Linked DNA regions of Homo sapiens: region 2 is linked to region 1. A link is an interaction called in ENCODE POLR2A ChIA-PET data of the cell type or tissue named here. Cell type or tissue: Panc1. All regions are shown on one strand. Each heading gives the region's core, and the rest is flanking DNA. Links, peaks and the distances in the headings are about the cores only. Region 1 has its middle 53 kb from the start of LINC00862. Region 2 holds the start of NR5A2 (nuclear receptor subfamily 5 group A member 2).

Region 1 (15,983 bases), core at 8,723-11,222:
ACATACAGAATGCCACTGTGAAAACTCTATCCCCTCACCTACTTCAAAATGGAATGCCTTCCAAGTCCCTTCCCTGTGTTATAATTACTGTTAATTTTCTACCAATACTTCCCTTCTCTCTTCTCTTCTCAAATGCCAAAATTTTATCTCACCTCCAATTCTGCTACCTTTCCCTACCCTTATGCACACTCCCTTCCTTGCCTAGCCTTGATCTCTTCTCAGAAATCTCCACTGGCCAAGAACGTGTTTCTTAGGACATGGCCACCCCCAGTCCTCTAAAAGTCTGTAGCACACTCTTTCACCCTCTCGAGATGTTCAGGGCCCTTCCTGGAGCTTGACACTTGACCAAAAAAAAAAAAAAAACATGAATAAAACACACATGTAAATTTGGCCTGGATCATTGATAATTATATAGTTATTTAACAACCTTCTATATTCAGGAGTCAAGCCTACACCGATCATGACAAATGACACCAACCTAATGACCACAGTAATTCATTGTCCTGTTTAAAGAGATTATTTAGCAAAGTCAAGGTTAAAACCATGTAACGGAACAAATTAAGGGGTGATATTACAGGACCTCCATCACACTTTTGGTATACACTTCAGCTAAGAAACATAGCTATATTTAATATTCCTCTAATTTTTAATTTTTTTCCCTTTGTACATTTTAAAATATCATAGGAGAGATTGTTTGAAATCTTGTAAGAAAATTTTTTTCCAGAAACTTTAGCCAATACAACCTTTGCTTTTTTCCATTTATTTTTTAAATTTCTTAATATGAAAAATTTAAGATTAAGACAATGGCTCTTTTCATGACTAAAAACAGCATTTCATAAGGGTCTGACCAAAGTTATAGCCCCATGCTATCATGTAATTCACATTTATTGGTGGAGAGCGGGGTGGGGGGTCAATTTCAATTTTTTAAAATGACACCAGGGTTAGAAGGCTCCCGTCAGTGAGCTTTGCCCCTATGGGCTGAGGGCCCCTGAACACACTGGAGAAAGCAAGGGCAGCCCAGTGACCTGTGCAGAGAATTTGTATCCTGTGTTTTAAAGGGAAAGAATATGAAGAAAGAAAAGTTCATTCTGAGATGAACAAGGAGTGTGGTTTAACCTGCCCCCTGTGTAATCACTCCGCATATGCAATGAAGGGAAGAAGGCACTGCATTTTTAAGAGCTCCACAATCTCCCATTTGGTGACATAGGATGTTTGCAAACTCCTGGAGGGAAGGGTTACTGTACTCAACCCACACTCCCTGTGGGCCATCAATGCCATTTATTTGTCATGATTTCAGCTGATTAATATGTAACCACAGAGGCAAAAGAAATAATTTCACAATCTGCACGTCGCAGCAATTTTCAAATTCCTTTAGGTTGAAAGCAATCACCAGCAAGGCTTTCTCCACTCTGACATATTTATTCTTCCTCTTCAGATTCAAACCATTCCAAAAAGTGAGCAAAAAATACAGCAAAAGCAGCCTGCTTGTCTACAGTATTTACATGCTTTACATACCCTAAAAATATATAGCTTATTAATGACTGATTTTCCAACCTCTTCAATAAGCTTTTTTATTAGTGTGACAATTTTTAACTTGTAAGTGTCAAGCCGTCTCTCACTGTGCGTGTCTCCTTTATGATATTTAATATAAAGATAGAAGAGTATTTATATCCCTCACAATAAGAGAACGAATTGTTTTAAGGTTATACAGCCTAGATGTGATAAAGAAAGAAGGAACCTTACAAAATGATAAATATTTTCATTAAAAAACTTTAAAACTAAAAGTTCAAAGATATGTTCTCCTCTCTTATTTCTTGTCAAAACATGACTTAAAACCCAAAACTAATCTACTTTCAATTTTATTCCATATTTCAGTGCTGTCATAGTACTCAGCAGAGAGTATTGGAATACGATCATTTTTTATTTTGGTGATGTTACCGACAGCTTTATTTCACAAAGCAATCTTATACTATGTCTACCAGTGGCAGGGCATAGAGGTCAAATAGTCTAGCCTTACAGGTAGAGAGCTTATTAAATGGCACGTCTATTAAACCCGATGGACAACATAAAGAAACATTACAGCAAAATACTTTTAACATAGTTCAATGAAGATATGGCTCAAAAGGGTAGTAAATAATTTAAACGGAGACCAATAGGGAATTTGTTATATTTTTTACTAGCATCTTCAAATTATATTTCAAGCAGAGTGGTTAGAATAGAGAAAAACACAAAAGCTTACAAACCTCATGTCGTGGGTATTTCCTACAGCAAATGTAAAAGGAACATCAACCCAAATCCAAATATTAATAAATCAACAATTCTATCACAGAGTTCATTTAAAACAATCTCAGCATAAATATTATATCACTGTGAACTAAGGAAACAGTTTTTTAAAAATTACCTTACTGTCTTTTTTATTTTTGTTTTGGAAGACAGTCAATTTTAAAATTCTACTTATGGTAGCACCAATTCATGACAAAACCTCACTTCTAAGAAAAACTGCACCAGAAGAATAGAATAGAAATAATATGGAAAATACGTGTTTACTTATTACATATTATTTGGTGTGAAAATCTAAATTAGAAAATAACATGTGTGAATTCATAGTTGGGAATTTCTTTTTTTTTCAGATATCCCTGGTAACTCTTTGGTTATCAAAAATCAAGCTGATTATCTTTTTAATCACAATGTTTTTCTCCTGTATATGTTCAACTATATTTAGGAAAACCAAAAGAAAAAGAAAAAGAAAAAGAACAGAATCCATGAAAGAGATCGCGACTTCTTATCCTTATATACAAGCTGTGATTTACGGCCAAAATAACTAACTGAATCTGTAACTTTTAATAAGTTTATCATAAATGCTATATCTCTTAATCCTGAAATTGGGTCTCTGGTCTCTTACCAGGAATATAAACTACTTGATCAAGGATTATCAGTGGATTCACCTAGTAGGATAATTAATAAGATACAGAAACATAAAACATGAGTTGTTAAAGTTTACAATTACCTTCCCTCACAGCATCGCTCTAAACGCACTGTCCTTGCTTCAGCACACAGTAAATCATCTACCTAAATGTATTTGCACCCAATCATTTTTTAAAGTCACAATCTTTGTAGTGTCAACTTGTCAAGGGTCAAAGGGAAGAACAGGCAAGATTCCCAAATCAATCTGCTTGTAGAAACTGTCTCATTTCATTTCAAATTACCTGCTGTGGTTGAAGCAGGCTATGGACAAACTGCCTCCTCCATAAACCATGACAGCACAGGTCGAACTTATGTGATCATTCATAAGGGGCAAGTCATGCCGGTTCTGTCATTAACTACTTTTAAACGGCTGTGCAGGGTTAAGTGATCTTGCAGGGCAGCCGCAGATATAAATACTGTTTGGACAGTTTAATGTCAAGAGACAACTCCTCTGGGATTAAAACTGTGTAACCCAATAGGATGGTTGTCGATACAAGGATTAAGGTACTTTGGTCCAGTTACTTGAAGTCATGCCTTTACATGTTTTGTCCAAGTGACCCTATAGGAGACCTCAAATGAGTGCCGTTCATCTACATCATGCAACTCCCAGACAGCATTCTGAGAATATTAAAAATAACTTCAGGCATTCAGAGGCTCACTCTCCCAGGTGTTCAAGAGTTTACGTTTGTCCTTGTGAGGCTGACCAGAAAATGAGAGCACATTGCTGTTGGGAGCAGGTGCCTTGCAGCAGCCTTACAGCCTTGGGCTTCCAGAGCTCATGATCAATGGGAATATCAAAGACCCACTGCTGTCCATAACATCAGGGAAGTTGGGTACAGTAAATTGTGCAAAAAAGAGCCATGATATAAGAAAAAGGACTGAAATGCCTATTCCATTGCTTTTCTAGTGCCCATCCCTTGAGATAAACCCTATAATGTCTAAAGATAACAACAGCTAGTATTTATTGAGTGCTTAGGATATGTTGGGCACTCACTGTACTAAGTGCTTTGTATGCATGACTCATTTGAATCTTACAATAACCAGTTGAGGAATCTATTATTGACCCCTGTTTATCATAGGTGAGAAAGCTACAGACCAGAGCAGGTAATCATTTGCCCCAAGTCAAAGAGCCAGTAGTGATGAAGAACAGGAACAAATACTGTGCCTGACTCCAGAACTCTCACTACAATGGTATGCCGCCTCCACTGTAATTATGACTCCTGTGAGAAATTCTACTTGCTTGACTTATAAAGTATTTATAATATACACTGGCTTAGCTTTCTTTAACATGCATTAGCTGCATGCAAAACTGTCTGAATCATTAAAAGAAAAGCGTTGCTAAGTTACTCAGAAACCAAAGAGAGCCAAATCAGGCTGATATGTGAGTATCTCTGTGGGTACACGAAGACTTTCCAGAGGGTACGTGGGCACAAATAGTTTTAAGGAAATGCATTTCAAAATCTTTTTCTAAAATTGATCCACCTGAGAAAATATAAACCTCCACTTCACCCAAAGCCTATGTACCAGGTCCCTGAAATTCCCTCCCCAATTCATCCCGTTAAGAGATGCATTTCAACCAAAAGATTTTTGTGTTTAAAACTCATCTATCAAATGTATCAAATAGGTTGTAATATATATATGGTGTTTTGATCAATTTCCAGTGCTACCTCAATACAGAGGAAAAATGTTAACATTTAGAACCTTATAGGATATTTGAAAAGAAATTTCAATTTATATACCTAGTTTTGTAGCAGAGAATTACGTGGTAGTTAATAAGGGCTTTCAAGCATAAGGATGAATTTCATCAAGGTAAAATTCTATGAGGGAAAGAGAATGGAAATACAGTTCCAAGGAAAAAAAGGAACAATGCTATGGAAGAGTCGTGTAATTTTTTTATTTTTTTATTTTTATTCTTATTTATTTATTTATTTATTTATTTTTGAGACAGTTTTGCCCTCATCGCCCCAGCTAAGGTGCAATGGCACGATCTCAGGTCACCGCAACCTTGGCCTCCCAAGTTCAAGCAATTCTTCTGCCTCAGCCTCCCGAATAGCTGGGATTACAGGCATGCACCACCACACCCGGTTAATTTTGTATTTTTAATAGAGATGGGGTTTCTCCATGTTGGTCAGGCTGGTCTCAAACTCCCAACCTCAGGTGATCCACCCGCCTCAGCCTCCCAAAGTTCTGGGAAGACAGACTTGAGCCACCATGCCCGGCCCCAGGTTATGTATTTTTTAAATTGGCCCTGATAAGTGCAAAATCCCATGATATTCATATTCCTCTGGACACATTTAAATCAGTTTCTTAGCCTCAGCACTGTTGACATTTGGGGCTGGATAATTTGTGTTATAGTTTGCTGTCTAGTGCATTATAGGATCTTGACCAGTATCCTTGATCTCTGCACGCAGATGCGCACACACACACACACACACACACACACAGCTGTGACCACAAGACTTTGCCTAATGTCTCCTGGGGAGCAAAATCACTCCTGGTTGAGAATCCTTAAACAAAAGATATTAAAGATTTATTATCGATTTTCAAAATCTGATATTTAAATTTATGAAAAATGTTAAATGTACACTAAAACTTGTGCAAAAGAGTACATTTTTCTTGAGACAGGGTCTCTCTCTGTCACCCAGGCAGGAGAGCAGTGGCACGGACACAGCTTACTACACTGTTGACCTCCTAGGCTCGAGCAATCCTCCCACTTCAGCCTTCTGAGTAGCTGGAACTACAAGCATGTGCCACCACGTCCAGCTACTTTTTGAACTTTTTATAGAGATGGGGTTTCACCATGTTGCCCAGGCTAGTCTCAAACTCCTAGGCTCAAGAAATCCTCCCTCCTCGATATCCCAAAGTGCTGGGATTACAGGTGTGAGCCAACTTGCCCGCTGCCCATAATCTTTAAAATTATCTCTAGAAGTGTATATGGGAAAAAACATTCCAAGACCATGGAATTAAATAGGAATAGTTGGTGACAAATATGGTGTGGGCAGAAGAAACCTCCACTGAAGCTGGGACCTCAGCTGAGACTTGCACTTTTCAGTCTCAACTGCTAGGATGATTCAGGTCCACAGAAGTCAAACAAAGCAGCCAAGCCATCATAAAAGGCAGTGTCAGTGTGATACTTGAACGTGTGACTCTGAATAATCACCAGAAAGAACAATGAGTAGGTGTTATTCCTCAGTAATTTTAAAAGCCCCACCTTTGGAAGAAAAAGCATAAACTGGGACAGGCCAAACTGAGGAGAACCTGAGAAACTCCCTAAAAACATTAAAGGTCACAGATCACATCTTCCTACTCTTGAATTTGTTGTAGTCCTGTGTAGCATTTATCCATGCTTAAAAGTGAACTTACAGTTGTGTTTAATTTTGATTATCTCTCTTGATACTAACAAGAGTCTGGAGAGGGGTAGAATCACAAGGACCTTAGTTTTTCACGGGCAAAACTGTCCAGGCCTGTTCTACCCCCAGCTGCATACCAGAAGCTAGGCTGGAGGAGAAACCAAACCTCCTTATCAGACTGTAACAGGTAAACTACAGTCCCTAAAAATCAGCAGTAATCATTCTCTCATATTAATTACACTGTCACTTAGATATATCAATTGTACAATATCAGATATTTGCCAAAATGACCCTGAAATGTCAACTAAAATATCAAAGCGTAAGTCACAACCTTTTCTTTTTTTATTTTATTTTATTTTAGAGACAGGGTCTTGCTCTGTCACCTAGGCTGGAGTGCATGGTGCAATTATAGCTCCCTGCAACCTCGAATTCATGGGCTCAAGCAATCCTCCCATCTCACCCTCCCAAGTAGCTAGAACTATAGGCGTGTGCCAACATGCCTGGCTAATTTAATTTTTATTTTTTGTAGAGATGGAATCTTGCTATGTTGCCCAAGGAACATAGCTCCTGGCTTCAAGTGATCCTCCTGCTTCAGCCTCCCAAAGCCTTGGGATTACAGGGATGAGCCACTGCACCCAGCCCACAGTCTTTCTACCGGGAATCTTAAATGACTTTTAGTAACTCAAGCAAAGTGGGAAAAAAGTTCATAATATCAAAATTAGGAAATACATATAGGCTAAACTGAGAAGAAAAAATCACCCATAATCTCACCACCAATAAGCTCTATAGATGATCCTTTTTAATTTAATGGTACACTACAAAAATGCCTTTAAAATAGTCTGTATCTTCTGACCTCACCAAGCTTTGGGTTACTGGAGCATACATTATCACCCTGGCTTTATAAATGAGGAAGGAAGTCCAGGCATGGTGGCTCACGCCTGTAATCCCAGCACTTTGGGAGGCCGAGGCAGGCAGATCACCTGAGGTCAGGAGTTCGAGACCAGCCTGACAAACATAGAGAAATCCCGTCTCTACTAAAAATACAAAATTAGACAAGCATGGTGGTGCATGCCTGTAATTCCAGCTACTTGGAAGGCTGAGGTAGGAGAATCGCTTGAACCCAGGAGGCAGAGGTCGCAGCAAGCCGAGATCACGCCATTGTACACCAGCCTGGGCAACAAGAGCAAAACTCTGTCTCAATAAATAAATAAATAAATAAATAAATAAATAAATAAATAAATAAATAAATAAAGAAGGAAGGAAGGAAGGAAGGAAGGAGAGCCCAAGAAGTTAAGTGACTCATGCCCCAAGTCCAGCTCTCTTTCTGCTGAAATATACAGCCTTCAAAAACAAAAGCAGGCAACGGTTGTTTTAAGCATGCCAAATATTCGTTTTTGGCTCAGCTGCCAGTGTGAAGACAGTTTCATACATTTGATCCTAGTTAAGACAGATTAGCTAGCCAAGTGTGCATTTGATATCTGAATGTTTAAAAGAAAAAAAAAGTCAGGATACTCCATCCTTGGATGTTCTAAAGAATCTTTTTCTGGAAAGTGCTTTCTGGGCTCCAACATGCTGGAGCTTAGTCCCCTGCATTAGTGAATACAAGGCAATCCTGGCCCGAGAATTCCCCGTCTAGCCAGGGGATTGGCAACACACAAACAAAGGCTTAAAGAGAAGAAGCAGCATACTAATGAGTGCAGTGTCCGACACTGCGGGCCAGATACTCAAATGCCCAACACACTGAACAAAAGAACCGTCATGGTGAGAAGAGACAGGAAGCATTCATGCAGTCAGCCAACACATACTTGGTGGGCGCCTGAGTGGTAGGCAGCGTTCTAGGCTCTGGGGATACAGGAGCGGTTCAGACAAAGCAGCCTGGGGTGGTGGAAGAGCCATCAAATGCAGCCAGGCTTATGGGAACATAAATTCTAGTGTACCTCTCACCAGCCAACAAGGCAAATTATGGAATCCCTGAGCCTCAGTTTCCTCCATTTATGATGGAAATATCTAGTCCATTGTATGAAATTAGCTAATACATTAATTTTATTTATTTGAAACAGGGTCCCACTCTGTCGCCCAGGCTGGAGTGCAGTGGCACGATTATGGCTCACTGCAGCCTTGACCTCCCAAGCTCAATGAATCTTCCCACCTCAGCCTCCCAAGTAGCTGGGACTACAGGCATGTGCCACAATACCTGCTAACTTTTGTATTTTTTGTAGAGATGAGGGGTCTTCCTATGTTGCCCAGGCTGGTCTCCAACTCCTGGGCTCAAGCAATCCTCCTGCTTCAACCTCCCAAAGTGCTGGAATTACAGGTGTGAGCCACTGCAACCGACCTAGGTAATGTGTTTAAAGTACACGATACATTACTATGTAGGGAGCTCAACAAATGTTATTCATGGTAACATGAGTAGTAATGATACACTACTCTGTATGGAGCTCAACAACTGTTCTTCATGGAAGCTAATTTTGACTGAGATTTTTACTATGTTCTGAGGACTGTGCTAGTCATATCACATATATTATCTCATTTAATCCTCACAATTTAGCATAATAATTTATGGATGATGAAATTAATCATAGTAACTCTGTCCAAGGACATAAAATTATCAAGGTAAGAGTCAATATTCAAATCCTAGTAGTTATCTCTAGAGCTTATGATTGTAAAGATTCAAACGCCAGGTGCGGTGGCTCATGCCTGTAATCCCAGCACTTTGGGAGGCTGAGGTGGGTGGATCATGAGGTCAGGAGATTGAGACCATCCTGGCTAACACGATGAAACCCCGTCTCTACTAAAAATACAAAAATTAGCTGGGCCTGTAGTCCCAGCTACTTGGGAGGCTGAGGCAGTAGAATCACTTGAATCTGGGAAGGGGAGGTTGCAGTGAGCCAAACTCATGCCACTGCACTCCAGCCTGGGAGACAGAGAGAGACTCCATCTCAAAAAAAAAAAAAAAAAAGATTCTAAATTATACCACCTCCCTCATCTTCCCCCATGGTCTCAATCCCACCCCAACTCTCCACCTTCCTTTCCTTTTCTTTGAAGGCAATTTTTAGTCCTTGTTCTAAACGAGAGGAAGGAAGCAAAAAGAGAGGACTCTGAAGTGTGCTGAGGCCTTTGCAGACCTACCACAGGATTCCTTGATCTCCACTTGCTATTTGTATCCTTCCTTTCATCTTTCATCTGTTGCTTCCAAGCAGGTCTCCAAATTCTAATTCCTCCAACTCATTTCTTATTTAAATTTCTTAACTTGCAGAACTAGAGTTCCTTGAGTGAACCAGTCATTTCATTAATAATTCAATGAATCCCTGCTGCTTCTAACCATGAAGTTCAAGATAGAGTGCTCATGTTAGAAGCATCTAAATTGCAAGTCAACACCTATAATTCTTTTATTAAGAATTTGGGTGCATATTCAGTTGGAATCCCTGCTTGTTCTGTACACAGTATCTTAATAACTGCGTACCGTGCATGTCTCTCTCAATCAGCAGTCACAGGGGTTCTTCCCCGTCTGCAGTTGTAGGGGATAACAGGCTGTCTCTTGGAAATGGAAATGGTCCTCTCTAAGGCTTTCCAAGTGAATCTGGAACACACTTCTGAGCTGGGGTAATCATATAATTTATTGTCCAAACTTGACACTTTAAAGAGTGAAAGGAAACACTAGTAATAATTATACTGGGACAACAGGTCTAAACTGGAGCTTTTCTGGGCAAATCAGAATTCACAGTTACCTTACTCAAAATCTATGCTTTAAGTCAAGCCATGCCAAATATGATCTCCAAATGTAGTGAAAATCCACTCAGACATTTAGCCTGACACAGTTACAGACAAACAGGTAGAATCTACTTTTTCTTTAGATTGTGATGCAATTCATAATATCAACCTCGGTCATATTACGTGCCATGCCCACTCATTTTGGCACTTGACTTTTTTTCTTTTAATATAAGTCATGTTTATGTGCCTGACACCATGTTAATCTTTACCTGAGTATGGCAAACACACAATATATATATTCAATTGGTTAGAGCAATGATTTCCAAAGTGTGACATGTCCATTACTCAAAAGCCAGGAATAGGGACTACCTCAGGTGGGCTCAATTTGGGACACAAATAATAACTCCAGAATCTACCTTCCAGCACCACTGTTTCTGAATCCTGGGTTCCCTTCCCAGCGTTCTCCCCTTCCTCTCCTGTGGAAGGGTGAGTCTGCTTTATTGATGTTTCAACACTTTATTTTCTGAGCACTTGAGTCACATGGGCCCCAGTTGGCTTGACCTTGGTGGTATGCCCAACCTTGATCCAATCACTGTGGCCAGAGAATGGAACATGGTGATTGGCTTAGCCAAGGTGAGAGGGATGGAGTCTGCTGGACCCGAAACATGGCATGAGAAGCAGACTGTTCCTTACTGTGGCAGATAGACTCATAATACTCATACGAGTGGCTGCCATGAGTCCACCTCCTGGCATTCATGCTCTTGTGCAATCCCTTCCACTTAAGAATGAACACAGCCTGTGTCTGGCTTCTAACCAAGAGAACACAGCAAAGGTGATGGGGTATACATAATTGTTTGAAAATATTGTAGAACCTGTCTTGCTGAAGTCTTTTTCTTTCCCTTGCTGACTTCATTAAGCAAGCAGCTCTGTTGAGGGCCTGTGTGGGAAGGGACTGAGCATGGCTTCTAGGACCTCAGGCTGGCCTCCAGACAATAGCCAGTAAGAAAATGAGGCCCTCATTGCAGTGGCCTGCAAGGAACTGAGTTCAGCCAAAGACCATGTTAGTTTGGAAGAAAATATTTCCCCAGTCAAGCCTCAGATGAGAACACAGCCATAGCCACCATGTCGTAGCCTTGGAGAGGACCCAGTGAAGCTACACCCAGACTCTTGACCTATGGACTGTGAGATGACAAATATATTGTTGAATCTGTGATAATATTATGACACAGCAACAGGTAACTAATGCACCGACAAAAGCAAAGACAGAGTGCTGCTGTCACAGAAACGGGGAATAGATGCTGCATGGCAAAAACAATGTCTACATGGCCAGGCATGGTGGCTCACGCCTGTAATCCCAACACTTTGGAAGGCTGAGGCAGGCGGATCACAAGGTCAGGAGTTCAAGACCAGCCTGGCCAGTATGGTGAAACCCCATCTCTACTAAAAATACAAAAATTAGCTGGGCGTGGTGGCAGGCACCTGTAGTCCCAGCTACTTAGGAGGCTGAGGCAGGAAATCACTTGAATCCGGGAGGCAGAGGTTGCAGTGAGCAGAGATCGTGCCACTGCACTCCAGCCTGGCGACAGAGAGAGATTCCATCTCAAAAAAAAAAAAAGTCTACCACAATGAGCAATCTGATTAAATATTTGCCATTCAATCCTGTTGTTTGCCTAAGTAGACTACAAATGGCAAATTGATTGATCAATAATCCAATTAATTGAATTATAGATTATCAGAAAATAAATTCACTTAACCATCATATTTAACCACCAAAAATACCTGTTTTAAAAAAATGTGGCCAGGCGCGGTGGCTCACGTGTGTAATCCCAGCGCTTTGGGAGGCCAAGGTGGGCGGATCACCTGAGGTTGAGAGTTCAAGACCAGCCTGACCAACATAGAGAAACCCCATCTCCACTAAAAATACAAAAATAGCCAGGTGTGTTGGTGCATGCCTGTAATCCCAGCTACTCGGGAGGCTGAGGCAGAAGAATCCCTTAAACTCGGGAGGCGGAGGCTGCGGTGAGCCGAGATCGCGCCATTGCACTCCAGCCTGGGAAACAAAGAGCAAAACTCTGTCTCAAAAAAAAAAAAAAAAAAAACAAAATGTAATCTTCGATTTTTGAACCATTTATACCAACAAAATTATACCAGCCACCTAATAATCATATTTAAAACTGACTGCAATCAGTATTTCATGGTCCAATAAGATGAAATCAAATCACAGAAAATGAAAAGGGAAATAAGCATAATAAATTCAAAACTAATTAAATAATGCTATTTATAAAATTTAACATAGTCCATATTACAGTCTATGCTGACTTGGAATCAGTCACAGTATTTTAAGAAATTATATTTTCAACATTTACATATAAAAATTCAGAAATTGGCTGGGGGTGGTGGCTCATGCCTGTAATGCCAGCACTTTGGGAGGCCGAGGCAGGCAGATCACAAATTCAGGAGATCGAGACCATCCTGGCTAACACAGTGAAACCCCGTCTCTACTAAAAATACAAAAAATTAGCCGGGTGTGGTGGCATGTACCTCTAGTCCCAGCTACTTGGAAGGCTGAGACAGGGAATCACTTGAACCCGGGAGGCGGAGGTTGCAGTGAGCTAAGATCGCACCACTGCACTCCAGTCTGGGCAACAGAGCAAGACTCTGTCAAAAAAAAAAAAAAAATTCAGAAACTATAAATATACTTGATGAATTTTTGAAGTTTGATGAACTTTTAAATGTAAAAATGCTCATATAACCACCACCCAGATTAAGATAGAGAACATTCTCAGTAACCCATCAGCTTCCTTCATGTCCCCTCCCAGTCCTTACTCCAACCATTAGTTTCACCCGCTTTTGAAATTTATCTCTAATTACAACACACAGCATGTGTGTTGCATCCCTCTTCTCTCACTCAGCATTATGTTTGTGAGATGCATCCATATTTTCGTGTGTAGCAGTAGCTCATTTTCTCTACCGAATAGTATTCAACTGCAGGACCATAGCAAATTTATTTATCAATTCTACCACTGATGGACATCTAGGTTGTTTCTAATCTTGGGTTATTTTTAGGAATAATGCTGCTGTACACATTCTTATATCATTTTTTAGTGTATTTACTCTTGGGCGTATATTTCAGAGTAGAATTACTGTCATTGGGTATATTTACAGTCAACACTGACAAAGAATTTTCGAAGTGTTTGTTCCTATTTACATTCCCACAAGCAGTGTCTGAGTGTTCCAGTTGCTCTGCATCTTCAATAACACCTGGTATTGACAGTTTAACATTTTTAACCATTCTAGGATATATACAGGGAGCTCAGGAACCTGAAGAAAAGGAAAGGCACAGTAGGGGTGTGGTGGAACTGGGCAGCACAGAAGTCCAGTAATCATAACCCCCAACCCAGGCTGGTTCAAGTGCTGGCGATGGTCAGCACGGTCACTAAACGGATGCAAATCCCCAAGGGAGAGCCTGGAGGAGTTCAGCTCTCTCCACCTCAGTGTCTGAGGACAGGGCAGGCTCTGAGCTTTTGGGGGAGAAATGGAAAGTTAATGCCAGAGAGTAGCCCCTCACCCCCTTCCCACATGGATGACTTATTCTGATAGGTGCTGCCTGCTTGCTTGCTTTCGTGTCCTTCCTTCCTTCCTTCCTTCCTTCCTTCCTTCCTTCCTTCCTTCCTTTCTCTTTCTCTTCCTTCCTTCCTTCTTTCCTTCCTTCTTTCTTTCTTTATTTGAGATGGAGTCTCACTCTGTCGCCCAGGCTGGAGTGCAACAGCGTGATCTCGGCTCATTGCAACCTCCGTCTCCCAGGTTCAAGCAATTCTCCTGTCTCAGCCTCCCGAGTAGCTGGAATTACAGACATCCACCACCAAGCCCAACTAATTTTTGTATTTTTCTTAGTAGAGATGGGGTTTTGCCATGTTGGCCAGGCTGGTCTCAAATTCCTGACCTCAGGTGATCCTCCTGCCTCTGCCTCCCAAAGTGCTGGGATTACAGGCGTGAGCCACCATGCCCAGCCAGGTGCTGCCTTCTTGACTCCTACCCATGGGCATCTGCACACTCCTGGAGAAGACACCCCCATCCCATGGATTTGGCTGCTAACTTCATGGTCCCCAATCTTAGCAAGATTTCCCCCAGCACAATTACTTCTCCCTCCTCCTCTCCACCTCCTTCAGTGGGTCCTCCCAACCTGCACTCTGTCTCCAAAGCCCCACCACTTTCTCAGGTGCCTTCAATAGAGGGTCTTGACTGCTCCTCTTTGAAAAGAGGCAAGTGCTCACTTGACCCTTCATCCCTCACCTACAGCACAGTCATCTGTACCTCCCTCACCTTCCAGCAAACAGGCACCATGCTGCACAGGGGCAAAGACACAAATATGACATGCTCCTGGTTTGCAAAACATTTGCTTTTCCTATTCCTTCCGCCAGTCCGAGGTGAAATGTTGGACCTGGCCTTCAGATCGTCCCCTCCCGTATCCTCCAGGACCTTGTTCCATTAATCATCTCCACCACCATGCACTTTTATTTCTAAGCTCTCCTTTTTAACTGGTTCTCCCCTTCATCATAAAAACAGGCTCAAGAATTTCCTCCCCTATTTATTTTTAAAGCGTTTTCTTAGTCCACAACCCCCTCTCTAGTAACCTTCCATGCTCACTTCTAACTCTTGAAATAACTAGTCTCCCATTCCCAGCTCCTTCCTTTGCAATCTGATCTCTACCCCACTATGGCTTTCAATGGTGGCCGCTTTGGAGAAGCTGTTAAACCTAAAGGACGCCCTCCAGGCCTATCTGAATTAAAGAAGATAGGGGAATACCTCTTTCTGTAGTACTAGACACTTTTCACCACTCTCTTTTCTTTGAAACACTTGTCCTTGGTCTCCATGTTACTTTCCAGGCTCATACCTTTTTTAGATTGCTTTTTGGGTTCCTCCTTCTCCAGCCCCATAAACATCCGTATTCACCAAGGCTCTGCCCAAGGCTGCGTCCTCTTACTCTTGACACACACTCCCCTTGGTGAACACATCCACACTCACAGCTTTAACTACTAAACTACATGCTGATTACTTTCCAAATGCATTCCCAGGCTAGAACTTTCTGGAGAACTGAGACCTTACAGTGAGTGGGGTCACATCATATCAGTATCTGACTTAAGTGAATTCAAATATACTCATTCAGTAATTTTCTTTTAAACAAGATAAATAAAACAATAGAAATAGCCCAGGTCATTCCACAAAATGAGGACTGTAGTGAATGTGGCTGTGATTTCCTAAATGCCTCGCATTTCCTAAATGCCTCTGGGACTTTGAGCACAAGTAAGTGGAGAGTTTCAAGAGACTCCTGGCCCCAAAACATAAGCCAACTACTTCACCTCATGCTCAACTGAAAAAAAAAAAAAAAGCCACAGTCTGTTCCAACGCTGGAGCAAAAGGTACCATTCTTACATATGAATTTCATGCTTCAACCCAGCACCATCATAAGAATTTTTGGTTCCGTTGGATCCCGGCAGCAGCTGCAGCAATTCTCCTCTTCTGGGGCTCTCCGTGCCATCCCCTTCTTACTTCCAGGAACACGGCATCAGGTGTGGCTTTCTGATGGCATCATCAAGGTGCTCAGTGAGGCCAGGTGTGGTGGCTCATGCCTGTAATCCTAGCATTTTGGGAGGCTGAGGTGGGTGGATCACCTGAGGTCAGGAGTTCGAGACGAGCCTGGCCAATATGGTGAAACCCCGTCTCTACTAAAAGTACAAAAATTAGCCGGGCATGATGGCACATGCCTGTAATCCCAGCTACTCAGGAGGCTGGAGGTGCTTGAACCTGGGAGGTGGAGGTTGCAGTGAGCCAAGAGCGTGCCATTGCACTCCAGCCTGGATGGCAGAGCAAGACTCAGTCTCAAAAAAAAAAAAAGAAAAAAGAAAAAAAAAGGTGTTCAATGACATGATGATAAGAAGGAGCACAAGTTTTCAACAG
Region 2 (15,983 bases), core at 6,190-8,689, 300 kb before region 1:
AGCGATTCTCCTGCCTTAGCCTGCCAAGTAGCTGGGATTACAGGCACGTGTCACCACGCCCAGCTAATTTTGTACTTTTAGTAGAGATGAGTTTTCTCCATGTTGGTCAGGCTGGTCTCAAACTCCCGACTCAGGTGATCCACCCACCTCGGCCTCCCAAAGTGCTAGGATTACAGGCATGAGCCACCACATAAGCCTCTTTTTAAAAAAATTATTAGGTAAATATAGAAAAAGTGGATAGGTCGTGACCTTCTGAAAAATGCAAACGGATCAGGAAAATCTAAAATGCTAATATTTAGTATCAAAATAATGCTTGAGGGTATAAGTTGTCAGATTCATGGAAATAAAAAAGGTAGAAACTGAGCCTATGTTTTTGAAACTCTTTTTGGTTTTACAATTTCATATAGTATAAAGTGACCTTTTTAAGTATCCTCAGTGTCTTTTAATTAACTCTTTCTTTCTTTTTCTTTTTCTTTTCTTTTTTTTTTTTTTGAGATGCTTTGTCACCCAGGTTGGAGTGCAGTGGCCACATCCGCCTCCTGTGTTCAAGCAGTTCTCGTGCCTCAGCCTCCCAAATGGCTGGGATTATAGGTGCACACCAACACACCTAGCTAATTTTTGTATTTTTAGTAGAGCCAGGGTTTCACCATGTAAAACGCTGGCACACACCTGTGCCACACACCTGTAGATCTGTGATTAGTCAAAATAGCATAAATGCAGATATGTTATATGTTCTATTATATTTAAGAAAGAAAGGATAAAACCAAAAAGGAAAGAGTTAATTGGCTGGGCGTGTTGGCTCACGCCTGTTATCCAGCACTTTGGGAGCCGAGGCCGGTGGATTACTTGAGGTCAAGAGTTTGAGACCAGCCTGGCCAACATGGTGTGTGCCACCATATAGCTAATTTTGTTTATTTTTTATAGAGATGAGGTCTCATTATGTTGTTCAGGCTGGTCTTGAACTCTTGGGCTCAAGTTATTCTCCTGCCTAAGCCTCCCAAAGTGCTGGGATTACAGGTGTGAGCCATCATGCCCAGATACATTTTTTTTTATTAAAAATAATATTATTTGTATTTTCTTATTTCGCAAAAGACTGAGAGGGCAAAAAAAAAAGTTGATTAAAATCACTGAAACATAAATCAAAATTGAGTTATATAGCCCCATGTAAGTTTCACCCATATGAAATATTTCAGTCTAGAGGAAAATCTATTATTTGAATGATTGTTTTATTTATGTAGTCTGCCAGACTATTAGGTAATATATAACATCCAGTTTCATGAATTAAGAGTGCCTGAGATGGCTGGGTGTGGTGGCTCATGCCTGTAATCCCAGCACTTTGGGAGGCCAAGGCAGGTGGATAACCTGAGGTCAGGAGTTTGAGACCAGCTTGGCCAACATGGCAAAACCCTATCTCTACGAAAAATACAAAAATTAGCCGGGTATGGTGACATGTGCCTGCAGTCCCAGCTACTTGGGAAACTGAGGCAGGGGAATAGGTTGAACCCAGGAGATGGAGGTTGCAGTGAGCCGAGATTGTGCGGCTGCACTGTAGCCTGGACAACAGAACAAGACTTTGTCTCAAAAAAAAAAAAAAATGCTTGAGATCTATTTTGTTGCTTTGTGTTTTAATAATAATTATGCTGTGATTCCTAGGGAAATCACTTTGGATATGCTACAGTTTCCTCTTTTAAAAACAATTTAGATCATTTAGTTGTTTGCTTAAATGTCTTTAAAGGCCTTAAATTGAAACAAAATGATATTGAGTTTATTTCTTGTACTCTAAATAAAGATATGAACTATGAGCCATCAGACACAGATCATAGATTGTGATAAACATGGGGAACTCAGCACAAGCCTACAAGAGAGTAAAGTCTTAAACATTCAATTGCCAAAAGATTGACTAAGGCTCTGTTTAATTATTGGTGTTATAAAAAGTGAGTAATATTTACCTGGCCATAATCGTATTGTGTAAAAGTCACTTATCTTTCCTGCCAGGTGCCACATTTCTCACAGTTATTTAAAAGAATGAGAAGAAATCTTTACTCAGTCACTCCTTTCCAAAATGTACCATTCCATCATCTTATATAATTTGGCAGAGGAGAGGATTATTAAGAAAGTTGATAAAAAATAAAAAGTGCCAACCCTAGCTCAGGTTCTGTACAAAATCAGTGACAAATGCCTATGTTAGCAAAGGGTACAAGCAAAAATGCACTACTAAGCAATGCTTTGGCAGTAACTAACTGGTTCAGTACTTATAAGACTTCTGTTAAAAACTCCTCCATATCTGATGCAATCAGTCTATTTGAATGATGAAAATTTTAAGGTGTTTGTTGTTAATAAACCCATATTATAAACATACTGAAAGGGCCTTTCTAGTTTGTTCATGCAAGGGGTTAATGATAAATCCAATTTTGCAGGAATATCAATTCCTAATAGATATGTCATAATGTCTTGGAATAGTGTTGTCACGAAGTTTACACTGACTGTAATTCATTAACTAAACTTTAACATCATCATGCAATATGGGTTCAGGTGACATTGTTGAATACTTTTTGGATTTTGGCAAAGATGCCTTAGAGTCATTAGTTATCTGTCAATAATTTACGAATCCTTTCTGAAATCTGTTAGCAAATATTTTTTATCATTATAAACATATTCTTGTAAATGTGAGTCATTAGAAGTATTCCATGTTGTGGTATCGAATGAGTTCAATGGGGTAGTGAAGGTGTTTAAAACAGAATGTTGTAATGGAAAATGCCCACACTTGCCAAATGGAAAGGGTCAGATGATACCTTGATTGAGAAAAAATAAATACAAAAACTGAGGGTGTGATTTGTTTTGTGTCCTCCCCCCCGCATGGCCAGAACATAAATTGCTTGTTAACTGTCACTGAGGCTGAGTCCCAAGCATCTGTTATTTGTACCACATGTGAACATTACTCTAGCCTCACTTTCAGAAAAATATGTTCATTTCTCACAAAGTACTGAGTACGTATTTCTATTCAATCAGCCTGATGGATAAGCTTCAAAGGACCAAAGTAACTCATTAATATAATGTTTCCTCAACAAGCCAGTGAGTTTTGTAGGAAAGCAAGAGAGTGACAAATGGCAAATAGTGTCTTTTAAAGATTCTGTTAGGAGTTATTAGGCAAGCTGGTAATACTACCACCCCCAATTTTTTGTACATTCTTAAAAATAATTATGTCTGATTAGAGGCAGACAGTATAGCATGAAATTCAATCTTTGTGCTATTACATGCTTTGTTAACCATGTACAATAAGGATGAGAAAAAAAGCAAATCACTTTATTTTTGGATTTATTATTATTAATAATTATTTATTCCTTATTCCTCATTATTTATTATTTCATTTATTATTTAAGAGATAGAGTGTCACTATATTGTGCAGGCTGGTCTCAAACTCCTGCCCTCAAGTGATCCTCTTGCTTCAGCCTTTCAAAGTGCTAGGATTTCAGGTGTTAAGCCACCGTGCCCAGCCACAAATCACTTTATGATGCTGTTTAATTATATGAATCCTATGAGGTCTTCTATAAGGTCTCTAATAGTGTATGTGACTAGGATAGAACTGGTGTCAGAAACAAAACCCAAAAACAGAAACTTTCGTATGTCTTCTAAAATTCCACTAAGGAAGATGTGTCTTTCACTTAAGATCCCAAGTCACAAAGCCCATAATCACTTTTTTTTTTTTTTTTTTGAGATGGAGTGTCACTTTGTCACCCAGGCTGGAGTGCAGTGGCACGATCTTGGCTCACTGCAACTTCCGTCTCCTGGGTTCAAGCAATTCTCCTGCCTCAGCCTCCAGAGTAGCTGGGATTACAGGCGTGTACCACCTTGCCCAGTTAATTTTTTGTATTTTTAGTAGAGACAGGGTTTCACCATGTTGGCCAGGCTGGTCTTGAACTCCTGATGACAAGTGATCCACCTGCCTCAGCCTCCCAAAGTGCTGGGATTACAGGTGTGAGCCACTGCGCCCAACCTCCATATTCACTTTTGATGACACGTTGAGTACTTTCTTTCTCTGACATGATACTGAGTACTTTATTTCTCATTTACATCTTACCACAAAAACTACTGGATTTCATCATTTTTGTCATTTTTACTTATGAGGAATTCAAGCCTTAAAAAAGCCAAGCATTACTTTGCCACCAAGAAGGAGGCAAAGTACAAATGGAAGCCCTGAGCTTTCTGACCTCAAATCCTAGGCTCTTAACCACCCTGCTACCCTGCCTTCATTCTTACCATGATCTCATAATTTGTGCTTATATAGGCTGCATTCAGCAACCCAAACTGACTGGTTTCCTCAGGAAAACTGTCAGAGCTACAACCAGTGCATTGAGAGGATCCGATGGACTATGTAATTTTATGGACTGAATGATATGAAAGGCCTCAGGAAATGTGTATCCAACACTTTGGCAGGTGTAAAAGAAGACCTACATATTTCAAAGCAGTTACAGATGCAAAATACGTCCATAGAAATATATGTTCCACACACTTGGAAGGCTAAGGCAGGAGGATCGCTTGAGCCCAGGAGTTCGACACCAGCCTGGGCAACATGGTGATATACTGTCCCTACAAAAAAATACAAAAATTAGCTGGGCCTCATGGCTCACACCTGTAATCCCAGCACTCTGGGAGGTCGAGGTGGGTGGATCACCTGAGGTCAGGAGTTTGAGACCATCCTGGCCAACATGGTGAAACCCCATCTTTACTAAAAATACAAAAATTAGCTGGGCGTGGTGGTGGGTGCCCGTAATCCCAGCTACTTGGGAGGCTGACATAGAAGAATCACTTGAACCCGGGAGGTGGAGGTTGCAGTGAACCGAGATCATGCCACTGCACTCCAGCCTGGGTGACAGAGTGAGACCTTGTCAAGAAAGAAAGAAGAAAGAAAAGAGAAAGAAGGAAAGAAGGAAAGGAAGGAAGGAAGGAAGGAAGGAAGGAAGGAGAGGGGGAAGGGAGGGGAGGGGCGAGGGGAGGAGGGGAGGGGAGAGGAGAGGAGAGGAAAGGAGAGGGAGAAAAAGAGAGAGAGAGAGAGAAAGAGAGAGAGAGAGAAGATGGGGAAGGTCCCTTCTGGGTTTCCATCTAAAATCAAAGAAGAAATCATTGGTTTCAATAATAATATTTTAAAATCCACCCTATGATTTTTTTTTCTTTAAAAGAAAAATATCAATCTAAGAAAATAATACCTAACATGGTGTTAATGAAAAGTAGGTTGGATTGGTTATGTGTACATAAGAACTTAAAGCTCAAAGGAAAAACAGCACGTATACCAGCATGTTGACCTGGCTCCGCTGACAGCCAGGATTACCAGTTATTTCACTTGGTGTGTACCAGTGCTACTTGGAAACTACCCACCTTCCATGAGCAGGTCTACTCAATAAAATCTTACTTTCATGAGGCTGTGAGGATATCCAAATGGGGACATTTCTTATACTCAGAAGACCACAAGTCACGAATGTGGCCACTTCTGATTCTGACTTCAGGGGTCACCCAGACCCCAAGCCACCCCAACCCGATAAAGGCAAGTTCACCTTGGGCAAAGTTCAGAGCCAGCAGCACAGCTGAAAGGCAGTGGACAGCACTTTCAGATGCTGTATTCCAACATTTCAACTGACATGAAGTGAGGCAAGAGGGGAAATAACTAACAGTAATCTGATTAAAAAACAAAAGAGAAAAAAAAAAGGGCCTGGTGTGGTGGCTCATGCCTGTAATCCCAGCACTTTGGGAGGCCGAGGCGGGTGAATCACCTGAGGTCAGGAGTTCGAGACCAGCCTGGCCAACATGGCAAAACCCCATCTCTACTAAAAATACAAAAATTAGCCGGGCATGGTGGCACGTACCTGTAATCCCAGCTACTAGGGGGGCTGAGGCAGGAGGATTGCTTGAACCTGGGAGGCGGAGGTTGCAGTGAGCCAAGATTGTACCACTGCAGTCCAGCCTGGGCAATGGAGCAAGACTCTGTCATTAAAAAAAAAAAAAAAAAAAGGACTGGCCTGGGTTTACAGGTAGCTCACACCTGTAATCTGAGCACTTGGGGAGGCTGAGGCAGGAGGACTGCTTGAACCCAGGAGACCAACCTGGGCAATACAGCAACACACTGTCTCTACAAAACATTTAAAAAATTAGCTGGGTGTGGTGGTACACATCTGTAGTCCTAGTTACTCAGGAGGCTGAGGCAGGAGGATTGCTTAAGTCCATGAGTCTGAGGTTGCAGTGAGCTATGACTGTGCCACTCCATTCCAGCCTGGGTGACAGAGTGAGATCCCATCTCTAAATAAATTAATAGACCATAAATTCTGTAATGTGAATCTTTAGACAAAGACTGCTAAATCTATCATCTGATATATGAAGTTTTATTACAACAAATGTTTATATATTGAGTTAAAAATTATCTGTACCCATACACACAACCTGCATTTACTTAATTTAAAAGGAGTGTCAATATTAAAATTGAGGATTTTGGCCAGGTGCGGTGGCTCACGCCTATAATTCCAGCACTTTGGGAGGCCGGGTAGATCATTTGAGGTCACAAGTTTGAGACCAGCCTGGCCAACACGGTGAAACCCCGTCTTGACTAAAAATGCAAAAATTAGCCGGGCATGGTGGTGTGCCCCTGTAATCCCAGCTACTGGGGAGGCTGAGGCGGGAGAATTGCTTGAACCCGGGAGACAGAAGCTGCAGTGAGCCGAGATCGTGCCACTGCACTCCAGCCTGGGCAACAGAGCGAGAACCCATCTCAAAAAAAAAAAATTGTTATTTTGTTGTTATTGTTGTTTTTGAAGACAGAGTCTCACTCTGTTGCCCAGGCTGGAGTGCGGTGGCATGATCTTGGATTGTGTTCTTCCAGGGTTGCAGAGAGAAGTGCAACAGCGTCTCATTGCAACCTCTGCCTCCCAGGTTCAAGCAATTCTCCCGCCTCAGCCTCCCAAGTAGCTGGGATTACAGGAGTGCACCATCACACCCAGCTAATTTTTGCATTTTTAGTAGAGATGGAGGTTTCACCATGTTGGCCAGGCTGGTCTCGAACTCCTGACCTCAGGTGATCCGCCTGCCTTGGCTTCCCAAAGTGCTGGGATTACAGGTGTGAGCCACCATGCCCAGCCTAAGAATAATAACTTTATAACTATGAAAAATGTGTTACATATTCACCATTTTGCCAGCATTAATCTCAAAGCATAAGTTTTACCTTTTGGGGATAAAGAGATAGATTGTGTTTTAGCCATATGACCAATGTAGAAACAAGCTAAGGTTAACTCCTCATCTAATGAATAGGCCCGATAAAAAAGTTGGTTGACCACAACATGAATAAATAAATAACCATAAGCTTGGAAATGCTACCTGTAGTATTTCAGAGTGTCGATCACATTTGTAGTCATCACTTAAAGAATTAATGTCTGCCAATGTTATCATCTAAAATGTATTTACAGAGGTCAGAAGAGCTATGTCTGTCCTCCTCTATGCAAAGAGGTGATGACATCAAGGGGTATGTCACAAGCCAAAGTTTAGTTAGCCTAAGTTAGTTAGCTGGTTTGCAGTTTTTATCCACTAAGTCTGATCTTCTGACCCCTCAGTTTTACAACTTTCCACTCTCTGTGCTGCATAGCACCTCTCCACTTCTGAGTTAATCATTTCTTTGCCATTATCTGGCAAGAATTCTTATCTCTTTTGCTGTCACTTTATAACAGGGTCCTCTTATCAACCTGCATAGAGTCATGTGATGAGTCAAAGCCTATCAAAAGTTTCCATTCTTCTGATTAGAAACCATCATGAAACTGGATACATGGTTTACAGCAGGTCACTAATGTTGGAAAAAGTACAGAGTCCAGGGAAAGACTTGCTTGTAACTTTATGAATTCTGGATTTTTTTTTTTCCTTTGCTTTTTCTTAACTTTCACTAAGGGTTACTGTAGTCTGATGTGTCCTTCCCAAGGCCACGAAATTTGACAAGCTGCACTTTTCTTTTGCTCAATGATTTCTGCTTTAAGCCAAAGAACTGCCTATAATTTCACTAAGAATGTCTTCTAATTCAGATACTGGGGATTTACAAGAGTCTTTAAAGCACGGACTTACACCTATTGGTAAGTAGGAGTTTCTCTATTGATCATCTATTTATTCTGCTACTACATACATATAATTTAATCTTGTTGATGGATTTTGCATTTTAAGTCATGGCTTTTCCTATTATGTTTATTAAAAGCACACAATAAGCCTATGTATATATATCACACATTTATCTTTCTTGCAGTTCAAAAAAAGCAAATGGATATTTCAACATATGAATATTATTCATTATATCTAGTGTTTACTGGTGTCATTCTAATACCCTAATCAGCCAGAAAATATAATTTATACTTTATCAATTTCAACTTTAATATTTTCTGATAATTTTTAATCAGAAATAATAAGCTAAAATTTGAACAATTTGAAACAAGTTAATCATATTGAGTGATCATTGATCAAACTTTAACAGATAGCTGTCAAGTATTTGTTACTTTTCAACCCACACAAAAGTATGGTGTCTTATTCTCTGCTTATACCGTAAAAAATTTTCATTTTATTTTCCTGGGGAATGAAAGTCATGCCCCCACCTCCAAAAAAAAAAAAAAAAAACCAAAAAAACTAGACCATCATTAGTAAAGGATTTGAAGAGCTACTGTTTCTCGCAACAATTAGTATATTTTGTTTTTACAAACAGAAATAAGTAAATAAAGCTACTATTCATTTAAAAAATAGAGTTACAAACTTATGAATTTTATAGCAAGACTACATTCAATTAATTCTAAAAGTAAAGGACTGAAGGGAAGTGATTCCCAGTGATCTGTAATTATTTGTCTGTTGGAAGTCAGGCCCTTCTGCCTTTCCCCAGTTTTTGAAGGACCTGTGCCTTTTCTGGCAGCATTTGCCTAGGCTTTCAGACTGGAATTTCCCTCCGAATTTGCAGGGGCCTGTCATGAGCTCTCTGAGTCTCAGCTCCATTATAACAAGAAAGAAAATCAAGGCTTGAGTTTTTCCTCTTTTTTCCTTCCTAGTCAGCTGACTCCACAGAATGCAGTGGAGTCACAGATTGCTTTTTTTATGGGCCAACTACACCCTAAAGTATATCACTTGAGGAAATGTTTACCAAAAATGTTCTATACTTACGAAAAAGAAAACATGGGGAAGGTAAGCAGGGTGTAACACACAATCAATTGTTCTGCAGATAACACAGAAAATACAGGCACAAGAAAGATGAGAGAGCAGCACACAACCATTTCGCATCTTTTTCGTCGGGCAGAACCGCCGCGGTGCGCAGGCAAGGAGTCCTTCCCGGCAGCTCCGCGCAGCTCCGGTTCCGCGTCCGGGGCCGCAGCTAGAGCGCGCTCGGGCCGGAGACGCGGACTGCGCGCGCACGGGGGACGCGCGCTCGGGGGCTCGCGCCCGCGCGGGCGGTCTTGGGCTCCTGCTGCGCGCAGCCCCAGCTGGCCGCTGCCAAAATAGAGTTGAGCTGGGTCGGGAGACCACGCACGCCGATCCCTCACAGTCTCCCCCACACCCCATGGGTGAATTAAAGAGGGTAAGGTAGGGGAAAGAGACGCTGTTGCACTTTTCTCTGCAACCCTGGAAGAACTGTGTTTCCAGCTACCGCACGCGCAACTCACATCGCAAGGGACCGAGGCGGTACACTCTGAGCGTAAACAGAGAACACCTGCAGCTCTGGAATCGGTCCCACCGCAGAGGGCTGGGAACCGGAGGACTGTCGGTCCAGCCCATAAGGGGCTGCTGGGGACTAAACCTCAAGAAAAGTACCGAAGAAGGCTCTCCCCTGGCCTCAGCGAGACTACCCCAACATCCTAAACCTGTGCAGGCACTTCCGGGCGCCGGATTCCGGGATAACAAAATTCCAGTCAATTTGCCGGTAAAAGAGACCTCTTTCAGGATCTTGTTCGCAGCCACCCGCCCCTTCCCAACCCAAGCACATCCCCTCCGCCTCCTGGTATTGCAGCCCCGCAGGTGGTTGTGAGGTGTCCGCACCTGCAACATCTTAGTGACCCTGAGGCGGCTGTGGCACCGGGAGACAATCTGTTTACCTCGTAGCCTCCACGAGGGTGCTAACGGTCGTTCCCAGGGTGAATGGCTGGACGGAGCCATCCAAAGGGCTGAGGGAGAGGAACAGAGGGCGGTGAGGAGCCTTCGGACTGAACTATTGGATTGAAGGGCCTGACCCGATTCCTGAGGGAGAGATGCCCCTTGAATGGGTCTTTCTGATTGCCCAGGGTAGCCCCACTGGGAAGAACCCACGGGTGCAGCTGTAGAGAGTGTCTGAGGGTCTCGAGGGTAGCTTTCAGATGGCAAATTGCAAGTTGGGCTGTGTTGAGTGGTTCACAAAACCGAGCCCGGTGTATGTAGACATCAGTCAGGGTTTACAATTCTATATTTAATTCAGTTGTGTTGTACTAGGAAATGAGCCTCCTTTTGTTTAAAAAGCTGTCTCCATGGTTTTTAACTAGGGGCTACATCTTGTATGCACACTGATGGTTACATGAAAGTTTTGTATAGATGTCTGTGCTTGTATAGAAAAGCAGAATTAAGATAAAGTTGTTCCTTCTGCCTACCTGCAAGATAATCATTCATTGTAGTGTAAAAGCAGCACACTCAGGTTATAACTAGATTGTTCCCTTAAAGTTAACTAACTCTGGGACACTGGCCAGACTCTTGGTTTCTGGTCTTGGTTTACTTCTTTCTCCCAAGTGGGATGATTCTATTGAATAATATGCAGTACTAACTTTAGAAGCTTTTTATACTTACCTATATCAAGAAAAGAGCCATATCTGTGTGGTAGGAAATGTTATACATAAAACAAATATTTATTGACCACTCCCACAGTGCCCAATATTATGCTTTGATTCATATTAAATTTCCATAATTCTTCAAATTAACTGCATTTGCAGAATATTTTATGCACTCAGTATAATATTGCATATTATCCACAGAAGGTTATGTCTGCATACTTAGGGGTACATGATACACAGTGCAAACACTGTATTGAGTCTGTAATGTGAGTCTTGCTATCTGGTCCCCTGAACACTCTGAGTCTGATTTTATTTCAGTGATAACCTCCAGCAAGCTCTGTGCTCATAAGGATCTCTGAAAGTAGACGTTTCATCAGCGGAAAGTGTGATAGCCATTATGTCACCCTAACCTCCAGCGAGCTTTATTTAGAATGCCAGCCACACAAGCCCATGTTCTGATTCTCATAGTTGGGGCTTAGGCTGCCAGTTTCTTCTATGAAGCTAAACTCTAGAGCCTCCCTTCTTTCCATGCCCGAGTCCATCTCCAAAACAGTGCTTCTCAGATTCCTCTTTTCTGGCCTGGATCCACAGGTAGTGACCAGAGTTAACAGAGTTCTTGGGCCAGGCACAGTGTCTCAAACTGGTAATCCCAATACTTTGGGAGACTGAGGATGGAGGATCACTTGGGCCCAGGAGATCCAGACCAGCCTAGGCAACATAGTGAGACCCAGTCTCTACAAAAAATAAAAAAATAAATAATTAGCTGGGTGTGGGTGTGGTGGCATGTGCCTGTAGTCCTAGTGACTAGGGCTTGGGGGTTGAGGTAGGAAGATCACTTGAGCCAGGGAGGTTGAGGATGCTGTGATTGTGCCATTGAACTCCAGCCTGGGCAACAAAGTGAGACCCTATCTCAAAAAAACAAAACAAAACAAAACAAAACAAAAAAAGGATTTCTTTTTCTTTAACACCTTTTTTTTTTTTTTTTTTTTTTTTGAGGCAGAGTTTCACTCTTGTTGCCCAAGCTGGAGTGCAATGGCATGATCTTGGCTCACTGCAGCCTCAGCCTTCTGGGTTCAAGAGATTCTCCTGCTTCAGCCTCCCAGGCAGCTGGGATTACAGGTGCACGCCACCACGCCTGGCTAATTTTTTGTATTTTTAGTAGAAATGGGGTTTCACCATGTTAGCCAGGCTGGTCCCGAAATCCTGACCTCAGGTGATCCACCCACCTCAGCCTCCCAAAGTGCTGGGATTACAAATGTGAGCCACCACACCTGGCATCTTTAACACCTCTTCTAACAAACCAAGAGAGATTTATAGAGGAAGGGAGAACAGAGGCTTGTTAATGCTTCTCTCCTTTACTTGACCCCTCTACCAGACACAATGTCTAGGATTATCTTGGATTCAGCCTTGAGCATAAGTTGAGCTAGAGAAGGGCACATTGTCAGACTTCCACCTACAGGCCCAACCCAATCCCCACCCCCAGGGATGCACTAGGCAGGCAAGACAACTTCACTCCGCAGCTCTAGAGTCTACCTTAGGATAGAACTAGTTCTTTGAGTTGCACTTCCTCACGCTTCACCTTATTGGAACAGACTTCTTGGAAAAATCCAGTTGGCTTCAAGGAACTTCAGGAGGGCATTGTGCTCTGGGGAGGCCCTGGGGAAGTGTTGAAATGTGACCAATATGATCTTGAGAGATCAAGCTTGAGAAAACCATGTGAACTGGAACTGACCAGGCAAGCTGATAAAGGTTGTCTCTTCTTTAGTCTTTTGGGAAGCTGTTATGTATGTTTTTGTGTGGTTGATAAGTAAGAAAAGATATTTGGAGTGTAACTTTTAAACACCAAATAACCTGAATGCAGATGACCATGAGCACTTATATGAGCAGTTTTATCTGGTGATAATGTAATTGTCCCCAAGGACTTTGTCAAGCCCTGCAAGACAATCAAGTTAGCAAGCACATCCCACTGGAAGGTGATCCTAGAATGGTTAGTGATTCCCTTTTTACTTTCCTTACAGAATGATGAGTTTGAGTGAAGCTAAGGGGAAAGACAAAGGGGAACTGATATATATATATATATCCAGCGTAATATATTTCTTTCCTGGCACTGTCTCATTTAACTATAAAGTTTACTTTGTTAACCCAATTTTACTGATTAAAAAATGGAATCAGAGGTCAAGCAATTTACTCAGCTTGTCAAGAGAATGAACTGTAAATAGAACCCAAGAAATATTCTGAAATACATACTCTTTCTCCAAAGTGGTAACCACTTGTTCTTGTTGATATAAAGGAATTATGATTTAATACAATGTTGGTCTATGCAGACTTTCCTCCAATGGACATTTCGAGCTTAAGAAACATATTTGTAAGTGGCTTTTTAATCTTCATTTCCATTCCACGGTAGAAACCATATTTGGATCCTTCTAGAATTCAGAAGGGTGGCACAGGGAGTGGTGTATGGAAAGCAGAGTGGAAATCACATCTGGGAGGACTGAGGTCTGAGTGGGGTGGGACAAAGGCACTTCTGGTCCCCTACTCTGGAGTTTCCTGGAAAGGATCTCTGGAGTTTGGATGAAGTTTAGCTTGTGAATTTGTGGTGTATGGTAACAACTCGCAGGGTTACCAACAGATGGTGAGAAGGAACTGAGAGGAAATTCAGAGCATGTACTTGTTATAGAGTCAGTGAGTATGAGGAGGGCAGGGAAATCACTCAAACTGAGTGACTGAATTAGATAGCATAAACAAACATACTGTTGTACCATGAGAGGAGGGGATAGGGAAAGACAATTTAGGTGTCAATTAAAAAAAAAAGCACTTTTGACAAACCCAGCTGTGCCTCTTGCAGTGAGATATGCTAGTCCCACACCCATGCTAGCATTTTTCACGGTAAGTGCTGGATTCCTTGCTCAGGGTTTGGATGCCTGCAGCCTCTGCTTCCCGGCCTTCTGCAAGCTCCACCTGCTCCAGCGGCCTCTACAGGAATGGAAAGAAAATTGGTCGGAATCCACTGCTGGGTCCTGGAATCAACTTCCCAGTTTCCAGACAAGAAACTCTGGAGAAAACAAGTGAATCTCTCTCAAGCCTTGGCACACACTGTACACCATCTCGTAATCGCGAAAGTTATCACCATGTTGGAAAAGCCCACGCCCTTCTAATTGTGCAACCTCTGTAACTGCCCAGACCATAACACTTTCCCTAGTTCCACGCCCCATGCTTGAGTGTGACGGTACCACTGTTAAGTCTTGCCTTTCCAAGCTCCCACTTTCTTTGCTGACCAAGTGAGACCCAAATTGCTGGACTCCGCACCTCTGCGGTCCCGGCACTCTTTGACCTTAAGAATCAGAAGCTCAGGCAGGGGCTTTTCTGAAGGAAGAAGTTTGGTTGGATCCATCCCCTCGCTGCAAAAGCCGAGGAATTCTGAAGCAATGCAGGATGTTTCCCCTTCCATCAAGAAGTTTCCAGTATCGCCGGATACATTTAAATGGCAGCCTAGAATAATCTCGTGCTAAGGATTTTGTTCCTGACCCAGGTTGAAGCGGAGGAGAGGGTGTAAAGGATGCAACTGCAAGTGTTCAGCTAGTTTCACAAGGTGCTTTGTGGCCTACTAGCGCCGGGATCGTCGTTCTGTTGGCCCCGAGGCTGGACAGAATTGATTCCAATGGATGGAGTCCCAATAGTTTTGAACTGGAACTGGCTCAAATTTCCATTTCAATTACAGAGAGGAAGAGATAGATTAGACCACCTACCCGAGATTATTTCCCCTGCCCCACTCCTTTCTTAAGACCGGATCTCCCTGTTACATTCTTCTAAGGGCACCGACTATACCCTGGCGGGGCACTCCAGGACCCCTGGGTTGGGACAACGTGCTGTAAAGAAAATAAGTGAAAAGGTTCTTCAGTGAACTCTTTTTATACAAAGAGCCGTAGATTCCGATATCCAGGCCAAACTCTCCAAAAAGCCCTCCTTTCCTCTGGGGCAAGGGTGGGAGGTTGCCCGGGGGGGTGGGTGGGGGGTAGGTTGGATTACCCAGATAATTGCTTCGGCTTTCGTTTTCCTCCGCGATAAAAACCGCGCCACGCCAGATCGAGATACTCTCATAGTGATTGTGAATCAATCGCCATCCTGCTCTAGGGGCTGATGTTGATGTCTTAAGTAGTTATTCACACGTGCAGCAGAAAGGCTTTTTTTTTTTTTTTTTTTTTTTTTTTTTTTAAACAAGGCACGACTGCTCACCTATTCAGGTTTGCTTTTTTAAAGCTTCGATCAACACGACGCTCCCTGGTAATTCCTATGGCTGTACTGAAATTTAACCCGTCTGTTTCTAATACAAAGCGCTCGGGATGAGGGCGGGTGGAGCCTACGGGCGTGGGCGGGTAGCCCAGCCCTCTGAGCCAGGGAATGAAACTGGAGTTCTGGCTAAACTTTTCAGAGAAAGGCAAAAGCAGCTTCTGATGGGTTTTTCGGCTGGGAGGGGCGGAAAAATTAGGCAGACCCGGAGCTCCCGTAGGCTGAAAAACTTGCTCCTCTTCCCCCTCGGGCTATCCTGGCCTAGTAATGGAGATCTGAAAAAAATCTAGACTTCTTTCGGGGTCTAAAAGGTAGATATGTGGGACGAAAAAAGTAATTGTCCTGGTTTCTTAAAAAGCACCAAAAAGTGGGAATGGAAGAGAAGACGGGAGAAATTGTTTCGAAGGAGGAAGGTATTGCAAGTTTTGTGCAAGTTTGGGTGGGTCATCTACCCAGGCGCGCGGGGAAAGATGTGTCTGCCACACCTTTTGCGAGCCCAGGAAACTTGAACCGCTCCTGAAAATCCTGATATTTTTTCCCGCTGCAGCCCGCACGGGTCAAGCGCGCGGGGGCTGACCAACACTTTCCAGGTCAGGTCGAGTTGATTGCTCCCAGCTCACGCTCCGAAATGCGGTGCTGAACCACGGGAAGGAGGGGGTGGGGAGGAAGGCAGGCAGTTGCATCCTCGCGAGTGGGGAGTGCGAGGCCTCCTCAGCTCCAGCCAGCTGGGTGAATGGGGCGCGCACGGCCCCGTAACGCCGAGCGTGGATAAAATATGCTAGGACTGCGCTTCTCCGGCTCATCAAGGCTGCGGGAGCCTCCCCGAGCCATCATCCTTCGTAATTGCAACCGTCAATCAACACTTTAAGACAAAGTCAGAACCGGGAAGGGCGAGCCCTGGAGACCTGT

Evidence for each region. Peaks named below come from ENCODE experiments on the same cell type or tissue, not always from the same donor. Only the 100,000 strongest peaks of a DNase experiment are listed, where the experiment ranks them.
Region 2: POLR2A ChIA-PET joins it to region 1 with 12 read pairs; 2 of 35 experiments call an interaction of 5 or more read pairs at or near these places.

What each region holds. Positions count from the first base shown.
Region 1 is chr1:200,313,278-200,329,260 of GRCh38, forward strand. No RefSeq gene overlaps it. Among named protein-coding and RNA genes, the nearest start is that of LINC00862, 53 kb to the right of the region's middle. In Panc1, for the core only: no CTCF peak of the experiment used is centred there; no DNase peak of the experiment used is centred there.
Region 2 is chr1:200,019,816-200,035,798 of GRCh38, forward strand. NR5A2 (nuclear receptor subfamily 5 group A member 2) reads left to right here and starts at 7,895. Exons shown (of 8, transcript NM_205860.3): 1 at 7,895-8,096. The coding sequence starts at 8,033. RefSeq lists enhancers at 9,559-10,059, 10,060-10,560. In Panc1, for the core only: no CTCF peak of the experiment used is centred there; no DNase peak of the experiment used is centred there; H3K27ac peaks cover 171 bases.